Regions from separate parts of the Homo sapiens genome. Here region 2 is linked to region 1. Evidence: chromatin contacts called from ENCODE Hi-C or POLR2A ChIA-PET data. All regions are on one chromosome and are shown on one strand. Each heading gives the region's core, a stretch centred on a gene start or an enhancer-like site at or near the end of the contact. The rest is flanking DNA. Distances are from core to core; before and after follow the strand shown. Region 1 overlaps CD34 (CD34 molecule). Region 2 overlaps PLXNA2 (plexin A2).

Evidence for each region. A loop is a pair of places that touch in the nucleus more often than their neighbours do. ChIA-PET counts read pairs that join two places held with the same protein, here RNA polymerase II (POLR2A). Pooled maps may share reads with other maps.
Region 2: a loop to region 1 is called in a pooled map, with 3 times the contacts of the local background. The contact joins two enhancer-like sites. A Hi-C loop is called at or near these places in 1 of 168 maps with a recorded cell type or tissue (naive thymus-derived CD4-positive, alpha-beta T cell), 1 of 37 single-sample maps with no recorded cell type and 11 of 50 pooled maps. POLR2A ChIA-PET finds 5 or more read pairs at or near these places in 5 of 52 experiments (CD4-positive, alpha-beta T cell, activated CD4-positive, alpha-beta T cell, activated CD8-positive, alpha-beta T cell and 2 more).

The regions. Positions count from the first base shown.
Region 1 is chr1:207,886,199-207,893,065 of GRCh38, reverse strand. It overlaps CD34 (CD34 molecule), which reads left to right. Exons shown (of 8, transcript NM_001025109.2): 5 at 3,445-3,601; 6 at 3,853-3,905; 7 at 4,220-4,384; 8 at 5,143-6,867. The coding sequence ends at 5,328. Among named protein-coding and RNA genes, the nearest start is that of CD34, 21 kb to the left of the region's middle. Within about 2 kb of position 2,750, at least 27 of the 41 ENCODE cell types and tissues checked have a DNase peak (open chromatin) inside an H3K27ac peak, as active enhancers do.
Region 2 is chr1:208,075,795-208,082,706 of GRCh38, reverse strand. PLXNA2 (plexin A2) reads left to right here. Exons shown (of 32, transcript NM_025179.4): 11 at 199-295; 12 at 3,257-3,447. Among named protein-coding and RNA genes, the nearest start is that of LINC02767, 120 kb to the right of the region's middle. Within about 2 kb of position 5,212, at least 3 of the 41 ENCODE cell types and tissues checked have a DNase peak (open chromatin) inside an H3K27ac peak, as active enhancers do.

The DNA of each region.
Region 1 (6,867 bases), core at 1,501-4,000:
AGGATGTTTATTCCAAGTGTCCGGAGAAGCATTGTGCTTTGTTCAGGATCCACCTGCTCCTCTTGGGGCCCAAACACAATTCACTGATGCGGTTGGATTCCAGAGTGGGAGGCTGGCCGCTATTATTCCCTTGAATCTAGTCCAAGAAACTGTGCAAGGGGTGGAGGGACCCTGTGTGGAGGCCAACTGGTTGGGATGTTAAGTTGAACAACAATTCCCTGAGTTCTTTTGTTTGGTGCCACGGTTCATGCAGTCTGGGTTGTAAATGCTATAATGTGCACTCCCCCCAACACACACTTAGGAGTCTTACAATCTAGTCACAGAAAAATGACAATAACAATGCATAGAATATGATCAATATGTAGACTCTAGATGATATGGTATATAAGGTATTACTATTATTAATAATGATAGTAGCAGCTGCTATTTATCTAGTGCCCACTAGATTCTCAACACCACATTGGACACTTTTTTTTTTTTGAGACAGAGTCTTGCTCTGTTGCCCAGGCCGGAGTGCAGAGTGTAGTGTTGTGATCTCAGTTCACTGCAACCTCTGTCTCCTGGGTTCAAGCGATTCTCGTGCCTCAGCCTGCCGAGTAGCTGGGATTACAGATGCCCACCACCATGCCCAGCTAATTTTTGCATTTTTTAGAAGAGACAAAGTTTCACCATTTTGGCCAGGCTGGTCTCGAACCCTTGGCCTCATCTGATTTGTCCATCTCGGCCTCCCAAAGTGCTGGGATTACAGGCATGAGCCACTGCACCCAACTGGACACTTTCATACAATATCTATTTAGTCACCACAACAACCTAGTGTACAGCTGAGGAACATGACACTCAGACTAGTTGCATGACTTGCAAAGAATCCAGTAAAGAGCAGAGTAAGGATTGATGCCCAGTCTGGTTGAAGGTAGGACCAGCTTCATTGAGGAGGTAGAAACTGAGTTGAGTCTTGAAGGATAGTGAATACCAGGGAGAAGGTAGTGTTCTTCATTCTCTTTGAAATGAGGGTTGTGGAATAATGCATGCTGTCCCCATCTTGGGCTTCCTGGAGGTGGGGCCTCAGTTCCAAATGCTCTTCCCCACTGGCTTCCTCTGCTCACCCTCCAGCCATTCTTCAAGGCCTATAGTGACATGTGTCTGCTAACCTTAACCAGACGTGTCCTCACGCTCCTTAGTATGTCCATAGCACTTTGGTTGTACCTTTCTTATGGTGCTTACCATGGCAGTAGCTCTGGCCTCTGGAGTCTCTTCACGCCTCCATTTCTTCATCTACAAAATTAGTAGAATAACTCTACCAATCTCGTAGGTCGTGTGAGGCCTAAATGAGTTAATATATGGAAAGCACTCAGAACTGTGCCTGGATATCATAGGCATCTGTTACTTTATTTTTTATTTCTTTATTTTTGAGCCAGGGTCTCTGTCACCCAGGGTGGAGTACAGTGGACTCAACCTCTCAGGGTGGAGAGACCCTCCCACCTCAGCCCCCCAAGTAGCTGGTACTATAAGTGCATGCCACCACACCCGGTTGAATTTCTAAATTTTTTATAGAGATAGGGTTTCCCTGTGTTGCCCAGGCTGGTCTCGAATTCCTGGGCTGAAGTAATCCTCCCACCTCAGCCTCCCAAAGTGCTAGGATGACAGGCATGAGTCACCGCGCCTGGTTGGCATCCATCATTTTAATTGCCGTACATGCAAACTGAAAGCTTTGACAAGGTGGAATTCATAGATACCTCCCAATCCCCACCCCCCTACACATGACACATGAATACAACACACATACACATGACACTTGCACAGAGGCTTTCACGCAGTGTCCTATATTCAGGGCTTGATACATTGTCAAGGTGTGGCTTCTTGCACTCAGCAGGTGGAGGAAGGTGCCATTTGGTTTGGCTAGTTTACAACCTGCAGGAGCCCTGTCCCTCTGCCTCTCTTGGGAAGCAGACCTATTTCAACTGGAGATACTTCAGAAGCCCAGAGTCATCCAGGCAAGAAACCCCCTCCTCCTCATCCAGACTCTCGGTGCTGGGGAGCGGGGGTGCTCAAGGGGAAGCCATGTAAGGCTCCCCTGAGACAACTGGGTTTAGAGAGGTGGAGACTGTTGATTGGTTCAGTGTGGCATTCAGACTACTTAGTTCAAATGCTGTTCAGAAAAACGGATTTTTCCAGAGTTAGAACGTCTATCCAAGGACTTACTGGGAGACCTGCAGAATTGCTCCTTTTCCTGAGGAATGAAGCAGCAGTGGCCTGAGAACTCATTTCTCTGTAGCCTTGTTTCCTGGGGGTTTTTTGAGGCTCCAGTTTGGGCTCGTGTCTCTGTGACCTGGAGTTTGGCTAACCACACTCTCCTGGCCTTATCCAAGCCCAGTTGTTTTCCCTCAGCTGCTTCAAATTCCAGCTGGGTCCTGAGGCCAATCTTGACCTTGCTTTGTGTAGGAGCAAAGGAGCCTGGGTTTTCCTGCCTTGGGTCACAGCAGTGGGAAAATACCCAGGCTCCATTCCAACTGGGAGGACCCTGTGGCCTTGTTGCAAGCAGCGGCCCTGCCCGCAAACAGGAAGCTTTCTCCTCCACAGAGACCCAGTTCTGATGATGGTCACACACCCCAGCAGTTTTCCCCTAACAGGAAAGTTGTCAGGGCTGTTCAGGCATTTCCTTCTCTGCCATCTGCCATCCGGACTGAAGAGAAAGTCTTAGTTTCAATTCCTTTCCTGTTCAGGGGAGGAGGACACTCTGATTGGAGGCTGCTGGAATAAATTCTGACTCACTATTGAAGAATTATCAGAGTTTTTCTTCTGAGTCCAAATTCCTGGGTCTGATGGCCCAGTCAGCAACCTGAAGAAAAATCTATGAACTTCATTAAAACTGGGTTCCATGCTTTTAATGGAAAACAGAGATGGAAGACGAGACAAAAATGCCATTTCAGTTTGAGCAATGCACTTTTTGAGACTCCTTTGGGTAGAAAGAGGGAGGAGGCCACTGAGGTTTCCACTGAGTGTATATTATAGATTTGTTCTCTCCTCCTCACCTCCCTTGGCTTTTCTTCCATCATTGGGGACTGCTGTAATCTTGAAACAGAATATTTTCTCTTAGTTATTATTGCATTATTAATATTTTCTGTTTTTGGCCATTTCTTTTGAGTTTAATTTGCATATGTGTACATGGGCAATGCTTCAACGAGACAATTTTTTTAAGTTTGTTCTCTAACATCTTAGATACTAGAAGATATGGATTTTGGTCCTGGGAGATTATTTAGGTTTTTTTCTTATTGTGTTGTTGCACATATACAGTTAGCAGTTTTTTTTTTTTCTGTTGGAATTTTAGAAACAAGGATCCTTCTTGCGGACGGGGTAAGAGTATGACTGTAATCAGAGACTCTGGGTGCAGTTTAGGGCAGAGCAGTAATTTCATCTCTTGCTCTCCATGTTTCTCTGTCTTCCCAGGCGGAGTTTAAGAAGGACAGGGGAGAGGGCCTGGCCCGAGTGCTGTGTGGGGAGGAGCAGGCTGATGCTGATGCTGGGGCCCAGGTATGCTCCCTGCTCCTTGCCCAGTCTGAGGTGAGGCCTCAGTGTCTACTGCTGGTCTTGGCCAACAGAACAGGTAAGGTGCACCTCTGCCTGGGGGAACAGGGAAGGAGTAGGGCTGAGGTTAGAGAATCCTGGGTGGAGATGGGGCATCTTAGATCCAGAGAGACCACAGGTGCTGGGGAGAAGGACTTGGCTGGCTTTGGGAGCGGTCCCCCCGAGATGGACCACCCTGGCCATCAGAGCATCTTCTAGAACAGCATGGGAGGGTGGAGCAGGATAAGCTGGTTTCTCTTTAGATTTAGCAACCCTTGTTTCTAATTCTAGAAATTTCCAGCAAACTCCAACTTATGAAAAAGCACCAATCTGACCTGAAAAAGGTAAGTCCTCTGAGATGATGGGCCTGAGAGGGAATGCCGGGGCAGGGGGGCTCCCTGGAGTAAGGGGGGAAGTCATTATCTTCCCCAGTTCTACCTACCATCCTTCTCTGAGTCTTCTCCTTTCTAGTCTTGAACCAAAAATGGTGGGGTATGACTGAATTAAGAGACGTCAGTCTCAAATCCCATTTCAAAAATTCCTGAGGTCAATGCCCTCAAGCATCTGTTCACTGTTGAGTCACACACAGAGGGCTGGAGCGGGCTGGGCTCCACTTTTGGCAAGTGACAGGCTGTATCTTCTTTGTCTTCTTTTCAAGCTGGGGATCCTAGATTTCACTGAGCAAGATGTTGCAAGCCACCAGAGCTATTCCCAAAAGACCCTGATTGCACTGGTCACCTCGGGAGCCCTGCTGGCTGTCTTGGGCATCACTGGCTATTTCCTGATGAATCGCCGCAGCTGGAGCCCCACAGGAGAAAGGCTGGTCAGTTCTGGGGGCCAGGGTAAAGGAAATGAGGAAGATAGTGGGTTTCTGGGGAGTTCAGTGGATGTCATGGAGCAGGAGGAGAAATACTAGAAAAAGCCCTTCTGTGAGCTTACATAAAGATATGCATGTGTGCACACACAGTAATCGGTGGAAGATTCAAAATATTATGTAGCAAACTGGGGAGGGGACAGTAATGGTGCCAGCCCACCTACTCGGTGTGGTAGCAGATGATTCGTGTCATCTATTCATTATGTTTTCTGGGATAGTTCAGCTTGGGGCCACCAGAACAGGCTGTTTAATCAGCCACACTGTATTTGCAACCGTGTTAAATGCCCAGTGGGTGCCCCCTTGCTCAAAAGGAGGTATACGGAAGGAGAATCCCCATTTGCCATTCTGGATGAGGGAGGACAAGGCTGAGGTCTGAATCTTGGCCTCTGGCCTGTCCCCTACCCTGGGGAGGTCATCCCACCCTTCTTGGAACTGCCCGTTTTCCTGCGGGAGCTGGCTGCCGAGCTGCGGTGGCATGGTGTGGTGCCTCTCCTATGTCCTTTCTCCTCTAGGAGCTGGAACCCTGACCACTCTTCAGGAAGAAAGGAGTCTGCACATGCAGCTGCACCCTCCCTCCGATCCTTCCTCCCACCTCCCCCTCCCCCTTCTCCCACCCCTGCCCCCACTTCCTGTTTGGGCCCCTCTCCCATCCAGTGTCTCACAGCCCTGCTTACCAGATAATGCTACTTTATTTATACACTGTCTAGGGCGAAGACCCTTATTACACGGAAAACGGTGGAGGCCAGGGCTATAGCTCAGGACCTGGGACCTCCCCTGAGGCTCAGGGAAAGGCCAGTGTGAACCGAGGGGCTCAGGAAAACGGGACCGGCCAGGCCACCTCCAGAAACGGCCATTCAGCAAGACAACACGTGGTGGCTGATACCGAATTGTGACTCGGCTAGGTGGGGCAAGGCTGGGCAGTGTCCGAGAGAGCACCCCTCTCTGCATCTGACCACGTGCTACCCCCATGCTGGAGGTGACATCTCTTACGCCCAACCCTTCCCCACTGCACACACCTCAGAGGCTGTTCTTGGGGCCCTACACCTTGAGGAGGGGCAGGTAAACTCCTGTCCTTTACACATTCGGCTCCCTGGAGCCAGACTCTGGTCTTCTTTGGGTAAACGTGTGACGGGGGAAAGCCAAGGTCTGGAGAAGCTCCCAGGAACAATCGATGGCCTTGCAGCACTCACACAGGACCCCCTTCCCCTACCCCCTCCTCTCTGCCGCAATACAGGAACCCCCAGGGGAAAGATGAGCTTTTCTAGGCTACAATTTTCTCCCAGGAAGCTTTGATTTTTACCGTTTCTTCCCTGTATTTTCTTTCTCTACTTTGAGGAAACCAAAGTAACCTTTTGCACCTGCTCTCTTGTAATGATATAGCCAGAAAAACGTGTTGCCTTGAACCACTTCCCTCATCTCTCCTCCAAGACACTGTGGACTTGGTCACCAGCTCCTCCCTTGTTCTCTAAGTTCCACTGAGCTCCATGTGCCCCCTCTACCATTTGCAGAGTCCTGCACAGTTTTCTGGCTGGAGCCTAGAACAGGCCTCCCAAGTTTTAGGACAAACAGCTCAGTTCTAGTCTCTCTGGGGCCACACAGAAACTCTTTTTGGGCTCCTTTTTCTCCCTCTGGATCAAAGTAGGCAGGACCATGGGACCAGGTCTTGGAGCTGAGCCTCTCACCTGTACTCTTCCGAAAAATCCTCTTCCTCTGAGGCTGGATCCTAGCCTTATCCTCTGATCTCCATGGCTTCCTCCTCCCTCCTGCCGACTCCTGGGTTGAGCTGTTGCCTCAGTCCCCCAACAGATGCTTTTCTGTCTCTGCCTCCCTCACCCTGAGCCCCTTCCTTGCTCTGCACCCCCATATGGTCATAGCCCAGATCAGCTCCTAACCCTTATCACCAGCTGCCTCTTCTGTGGGTGACCCAGGTCCTTGTTTGCTGTTGATTTCTTTCCAGAGGGGTTGAGCAGGGATCCTGGTTTCAATGACGGTTGGAAATAGAAATTTCCAGAGAAGAGAGTATTGGGTAGATATTTTTTCTGAATACAAAGTGATGTGTTTAAATACTGCAATTAAAGTGATACTGAAACACATCTGTTATGTGACTCTGTCTTAGCTGGGTGTGTCTGCATGCAAGAGTGACACCCTCCATTAGACCTAGCTAGACTGTGCAGTGATGTGGTGGGGAGGACCAGCCAGGGAAGAGGGAGCACCTCAGCAGACACAGGCACCAGCCAGGATGCTAAGGACCTTTAGCCAAGTCTGCCAACTATTCTCCTCCATGGGGAGAGGAAACATCCATTTCCAGTGGTAGAAAGGCAGACCCGAATGTACCAGGGAGCTTCCAAATGGAGGGTGGTATGTTGGGTTCTTAGGAGCTGTACCCTTCATGAACACCCTTCTGAGAAGAGGAGCATGCTGATCACTGCTGC
Region 2 (6,912 bases), core at 3,963-6,462, 190 kb before region 1:
GGAGTCAGTTTGCATCCGATTATGCAGGGCACTGAATGCCAAGCTAGGAGGCTTGGGTGGGATTCTCTTGGCATTAGTGACTGGGATTCAGGGAAAGAGCGTCATAATAATCTGAGCAGCATGCAGGGTTTGTCTGCATCCCTGACCCCTGTGATAGAGAGCCACATGAGCCCCATGCCTCTGCCCGTCTCCCTATAGTACCAGTATGATGGCATGGACATCAGCAATCTGGCCGTGGATTTCGCTGTGGTGTGGAACGGCAATTTCATCATTGACAACCCTCAGGACCTGAAAGGTAAGCGGCTACTTCCGGGTAGAAGTTTGATCTTTTCACGACCCCGGGAAAGACTGGGGCTAGAGGGATCAGAGCCAGCCAGCCGCTGTGCCATGAATAATACACTCCCTCTGTCGGCGGAACTCTTCAGAGGATCCTAAAGCAACATTTGGAGTCATCAAAGGAGTCCTGTTGGGAGCCCTGTTTTATTACAACCAGAGCATCCGCTGGGCGGCCGCCGGCCCATCCACGTTATTCTTTGGCTCCTGCAGGCTTTGAAGTGTCTGTGGAACCTGACCTAGGAGAACAGCAGGCAGGAACGTCCGGCTAGTTTCCCTGGAAATGGAGATATTGTTTCCAGTCAGGCTCTTGTTCCCCTGTCCTTGGCCCTGGTCACAATCACTGCACAAAGAGGGTTTTTAAGGCTGCTCTCCAGTTCCTGAGGTGGGCGGGAGAGAGCAGCATGCAGAGTCCAGCTCACATCGGGAGCAAAGAATTCAGGAAGGGGATCTGGCTGAAGAAGGAGGGGTGCTCCATGAGGGTGACCCTTATTCATCGTCCTATAAACTCATGTCGAGCTCCTCCCATGTGCCAGTTAGGCCCGACCCTCAGTGCAGCAAATGCCAAGATTCCACCCTGCTCTCGAGAATGATAAAAGTGACTCCAATATGATGAGGACTCGTGATGGGTAGACACTCACTAAGTAATTTATTAGAGATTATTTTCCTTAAGCATCACAATAACTCTGAGAGGTATGTACTATTATTATTCTCATTTTCTAGATGAGGAAACTGAGACCCAAAGAGATTAAGAAATGGGCCACGAGTCAGATAGTAAGAGCTGGGATTGGAACCAAGACAGTCTAATTTCAGAGCTCGCAAACTGAGCCACATCACTGTGAGGATCTACTACTTAGGCCACTGTAGGATTTAAACTCCTTCCCCCCTGGAATATATTCCTATCCCCCACACTCCTCCTACCCTCAGCCACAAGCCTTGCCACACTTCAAGTAGCTAGGGTTGTCACAAGCCTCTGCTTCCACCTGACGGATCAGCCAATGGAGATGGGGTAGGGGGCAAGGCCATAGCAGGGGCTGCAAGTTTTTCAGCATCTTTAGGGCTGTAGCTCCCTGTCCCAAATGCTGCCATTAAAATCAAGGCTACTTAGACTGGGAGAAAGGAACGGAGCCAGGAGGATTATTTTTTTCTATTTCTCCTCATACCCAGGCCAAACTTTCTCACTGCTAAAACATAGGAGACAATTACCCTGCTGGGGATCTGGGCTTAGATCCCAGAGGTTGCCTTAGCACCTGGAGCTTAGAGAGCAGCCACATCCGAGCTGTTGCATCGGAAACTCTACTTGTGACTCTTGCAATGTTGAAGAAGCTCTGAGAGTGCACAGACAGCGTTGTCTTCACATTCGTATCACCTCCACCCACTAGCCTGAGTGTCTCTGCCGGCTGCGCATTGGGCTGGGTGGAGAGGACCACACCATTTAAAGACTCAGGTTCTAGAATCCAGCAAAGTGGGGTTCACCTGCTGGCTCTTTCACTTACAGCTGTGTGAACTCAGATGAATGACTGTTCCCCTTTACATCCAGTCTCCTTATCTGTGAAGTGGAGGGAAGGATGCCCACTTCTCAGGGTCACCGTGAGGATCAAATGAGCTCATGGGTATGAACCATGTGGTACATATTTATAGATGCTCAGTGTGTACTCATTCATTTTAAGATTCCCATTTCCTGCCCTCTACCTTACAAAGCGATAAGCATGAGGGTATTTAAATATAGGCCCTGCAGCTGGGACTAAAGGATGCTGGACATAGCAGAGGAACAGGATGAGGACCTATGGGAAGAATTTTAAAATTACCCTTTCCCTGGGGCATGTGTCTCACTTTCAGCAACGGCATACCACCTGGTCCTGAAAGCTTACATGTGCTTGACCAAAAGAGTGGAAAAATGACTTTTACGTGTTTTGCTTTTGGAGAATTCTACTTGTAACTCAAAATCTCAGCAGGCAAGGAGCTAAGACCAGGTTCCTGAACCTGAAGCACAGTTCACTAATTCGCTGGTTATACTAGCACTTTTAAGTCAGCAGGAGACAAAAAAAAAGACAAAGGGTTTGCACACTCCAAATGTTACTATTTAAATAGCCAGTTTGCCCTCTCTGGGGACATATTCTCCATTCATAAGGGCTGGGAACAGACTGTGTCACCCCCTTTTTTTTAATCAGCAATGCTTCCCTCACTGCTAGCCACCTGGCCTTTCTTTAACCCCAAGCTGACTCCCGTCTCAAACCCATGCAATTTCCAGTTTGCCAGACAACAGTCCTCACTTCTCAGGACCTACCATTAAGCAGCAAAGCAAGTTGGAGTTTGAAGATTCCAGTTTGGGTCACTAATTTTACTAAGCTCTAAGAGTCATTATCTCTCCCTGAGCCTCATTTTTCCTTCAATGGAGGAAAGCAGCCCTTACCTCCTGCATGAGGACCATATGTGAGAGTGGAGAATAAGAGAGATGGCAGCATAAGAATATAGCACGAGTTCAAAGAAAACATAATAAACATATATAGGGCATCAGATATGTTACAGGCACTGTGCTAAGCACTTAATATACATTATCTTATTCCAACCTCACAAAAAAAAACAACGATTATCTTCATGTTAGAGATTAGGTAAGTGAGGTTCAAGGAGGTGGAATCCTCTCTCACATTGCTAGGAAGTAGTGAGGCCACAATTAAAGCCCTAATCTGATTCAATCTAGAGCCAGAATTCTTAAATAATATTATTCTTCCTAGTGCCCTTAAGTGACTGGTAAGAGGCTCAATTTACTAATTCCTCAGTCATTCTTGCAATGATAATGATGATTGGTGGTGTTATCCATGGTGGGGAAGAGTTTCTATCATTTCTATCACACCTGCAAGAGGAGGGTGCATTGTGAGCAGCCCTTTCTGGTTTCATCTGTGACCACCTGCTCTCTTTGCAGTCCATCTCTACAAGTGTGCAGCCCAGCGGGAGAGCTGCGGCCTCTGCCTCAAGGCCGACCGGAAGTTTGAGTGTGGCTGGTGCAGCGGCGAGCGCAGGTGCACCCTCCACCAGCACTGTACCAGCCCTTCCAGCCCCTGGCTCGACTGGTCCAGCCACAATGTCAAGTGCTCCAACCCTCAAATCACCGAGGTAAGTCCTGCAAGTCTCTAGAGCAGGAAGGGGTGGCCAAGAGCTGACCCCAAGACAGTGGGAGAGGAGTGCAAATTGAGACTCTGTGGACAAATTATTGGCGTACAGTGAGTTTAATGTGGGGGGGTGTAGGAAACCTCTCGCGTGTGTCTTAACGGCCCCTGTCTAGGTATAAGAGGTAAGTGTATGGAAGCGCATCCTCATGCCTGCGCATGAATGTACAAGCGCATTGGTGTGCACGTGCACACGACAAGGGAGGCAGAGCCAACCCAGTCTCCCTGCCAGGCTGGCTGAGCCAAGTGAGGAGGAGAAATTGGCTCCATGGTGGGTGAACATTTCAGAAAACAGGTTTAGCTTTTCTCAGCAGAAATGTGATTTCAGGAGCCGCAATTAGCTCGGAGTTGCAAAGCTGAAAATGGAAGAAGAGAGTAAAGGCAGGCACTACATTAGCCACCGTGCCATTTCCCAGGATTTACTCCCCGTCCCAATTTTTTCATGCATTTTAATGGAAAGAAAAGGAAGTTAATTATCCTGGGGAAAAAATGATGTTTCCAAAATAGCAAATTCCAAAGGAAGATGATGTGGATGAAAATGCAATTGCTTGGGTTTCAAATGGCCTGGGAGAGGAGTTGCTGTATTTAACTTTGGTTGTGTTCTGTGCTCCCTCTTCACTGCTCCCTAGTCTATAACTGTCACTCATGCTTTGAAACTAACTGCACTTTCCTGGTGGTGGCTAGGAATAAAGGCCCAGGCAGGTACCCAGTGATCTGCATGTTTAAGAAAGGAGGAAGAGGCTGCTCCTTTTCTGCCTCTTCCCTGAGCTGCTGCACCATCCTTTTCCCTGCTTCATTTTCCCTGCTGGCCAAGGAAAGCAACTCTGGTCCTCACCTATGTCACAGAATATTGGGAAACTTCTAGAACGTCTCTATGATTATATCAAAACCCCAGATCAGTTTTAAAAAGAAACCCTCAAGATAGAATGGGTGCTGCTAACCTACAGATAGGTTATTTGAAGAGGTAGAAATTATTTATTTAATGTGAGTAAATTACATTTAATCCTCACAACCACCATGGGAAATAAGTATTCTCACCCCCACTGTACAGATGAAGAAAATGAGGCTCAGAGAAATTGAGTGACATGCCCAAGTTTATACCGCTGATAAGTGGCAGAGCCAACATTTGAACTCATATTTAATTATAAAACCATTTTTAAATTCTTTACAATATTCCCAAGTAACATAAAAGAAGAAGTGGTGCTTCCCCTTCCTTCATATCCGGACCTTTCATAGACCAGATAGATGCAATCCATCCACAAGACACCATATCCCGGACAATGCAGGGCTGTCGGTGGGAGAGCTCTTACTGCATCCAGGCCCTCATTCATCTGTGCAGAGAGGAGTTAGGAGAGCACAGACACTGCCTTTCAAAGACAGAGCTACTTCAATCCCATTTTATTCTTGATCGTGACCAGGGATGGTGCCTCCTGACTTTCTCCTGTGTCTTTATGTCTCTGGAAGAGAATGTTTGCAGGGGCTGTTGGTGGTGCCCCAGCCTCTGCCCTCAGACAGCTAGCTTCCTGAGCTGCTCAGGGCTCCGTGCCTTCCCCCTGATTCGAGTGATTTCCGGCCACTGCTGGCCTGAGAACTTGCACTGTTCTGTAATTCTTGCTGCTGCAGTTGTCAGTCTCTACATCTGTGGGCACCCATGGTGTGGGGGAGCTTAAATTAGGCAGAGACTTGCTTCTATCAGCACCACCCGCCTCTGCCAGCCCCAGCAGCTGCACCATCCACTCCCCAACTGGCTGGGGCCCCTTTCCAGCCGAAGGCAAGCTTCTCACTGGGAAACCTCTGCCTCAGCCGCCCCTGCTCGCTGACCGGGGGCTGACGGGCTGCTCTGTTCACAGAGGACACCCAGGCTACGCGAGGCTAATTAACCCCCCGAGGTAATTATGCTGTAATTGATTTTCCCAGTGAACATATCAGCAGGCATCAGAGGCCCCAATCTCCTGCTGGTACTTTTCAAGTCAAGGCTGTTGTGAAATGAAGGAGCATCTTTGGAGAGAGACAAATCCATGCTGTGTCCCAAGCCACTCGGGGGAGGTCACTCTGAACAGGACATGGGGGAGGGAGCATCCAGGCCTGGAATGTTGTATTCATGATTATCTGGAATATTTTCTTTCATTTCATTATTTTCATTTCAATATTTTTTTTCTTTTCATTTTCTCCTACCCCTACCCCATCCTCCTTTCCCTGTGAAAGTCATTGTCTCTTTCTTTAACTTTTCATTCTTGAAATAATTTTAGACTTATAAAAAGGTACAAAAATAGTACAAAGAACTTTCATATACCCTTCACCCAGATTTCCAAAGTTAACATCTTACATAACCACAGTATAATTATCAAAATCAGGAAATTAGCATGGATACAATAATACCATCTAATAAACGTGCCTTATTAATATTCTGCCAATTGTCCCACCGATGTCCTTTTTCTGGTCTAGGATCCAATCCAGGATCCCATGTGGCATTCTATTGTCATGTCTCCTTAGTCTTTTAATCCTCAGTCTTTTTTTGTCTTTTATGACTTTGGTACTGTTGAGAAGTACAGGCTAGTTATTTTGTAGAATGTCCCTCAATTTGGATTTGTCTAATGCTTCCTCATGATCAAATTCAGGTTACATATTACTGTGGCAAAAGTACCAAAAATACCTGTATGGTACCTATCAACAGGGCACCTGACACAACTTGAAGGGGATCTCAGAAGCCGAATCTGGGCAATTTGAGCAAGAACATAAAAATTGATAGCCGTGGATTTCACCAATAGAATAAGAATCCATGGTTCTTCCTGAAAAAAAGAAACAAACAAGTAAATAAATAATGGGGGGACAGCTGCAGTGGCTCACACCTGTAATCCCAGTTCTTTGGGGAGCAGAAGCTGAGAGGATTGCTTGAAGCCAGGAGTTCAAGAACAGCCTGGGCAACATAGCAGAATCCTGATCTCTAAAAAATAATAATAATAATTCTAAATTTTGCTGGGTGTAGTGGTGCATGCCTGTGGTGCTAGCTACTCGGGAGACTGGGGTGGGAGGATCACTTGATTCCAGAAGTCCGAGGCTACAGTGAACTATGATCATGCCATTGCACTCCAGCCTGGGCAACAGAGCAAAACCCTGTCTCTTTTTTAACTTTTTTTTTTTTTTTTTTTGAGACAGGGTCTCACTCTGTCGCCCAGGCTGGACTGCAGTGGCGCAATCTTGGCTCACTGCAACCTCCACCTCCTGGGTTCAAATAATTCTCACTCCTCAGCCTCCTGAGTAGCTGGGACAACAGGCATGCACCACCACGCCTGGCTAATTTTTGTATTTTTAGTAAAGGTGGAGTTTGCCATGTTGGCCAGGCTGGTCTCAAACTCCTGACCTCAAGTGATCCGCCCACCTTGGCCTCCCAAAGTGCTGGGATTACAGGCTT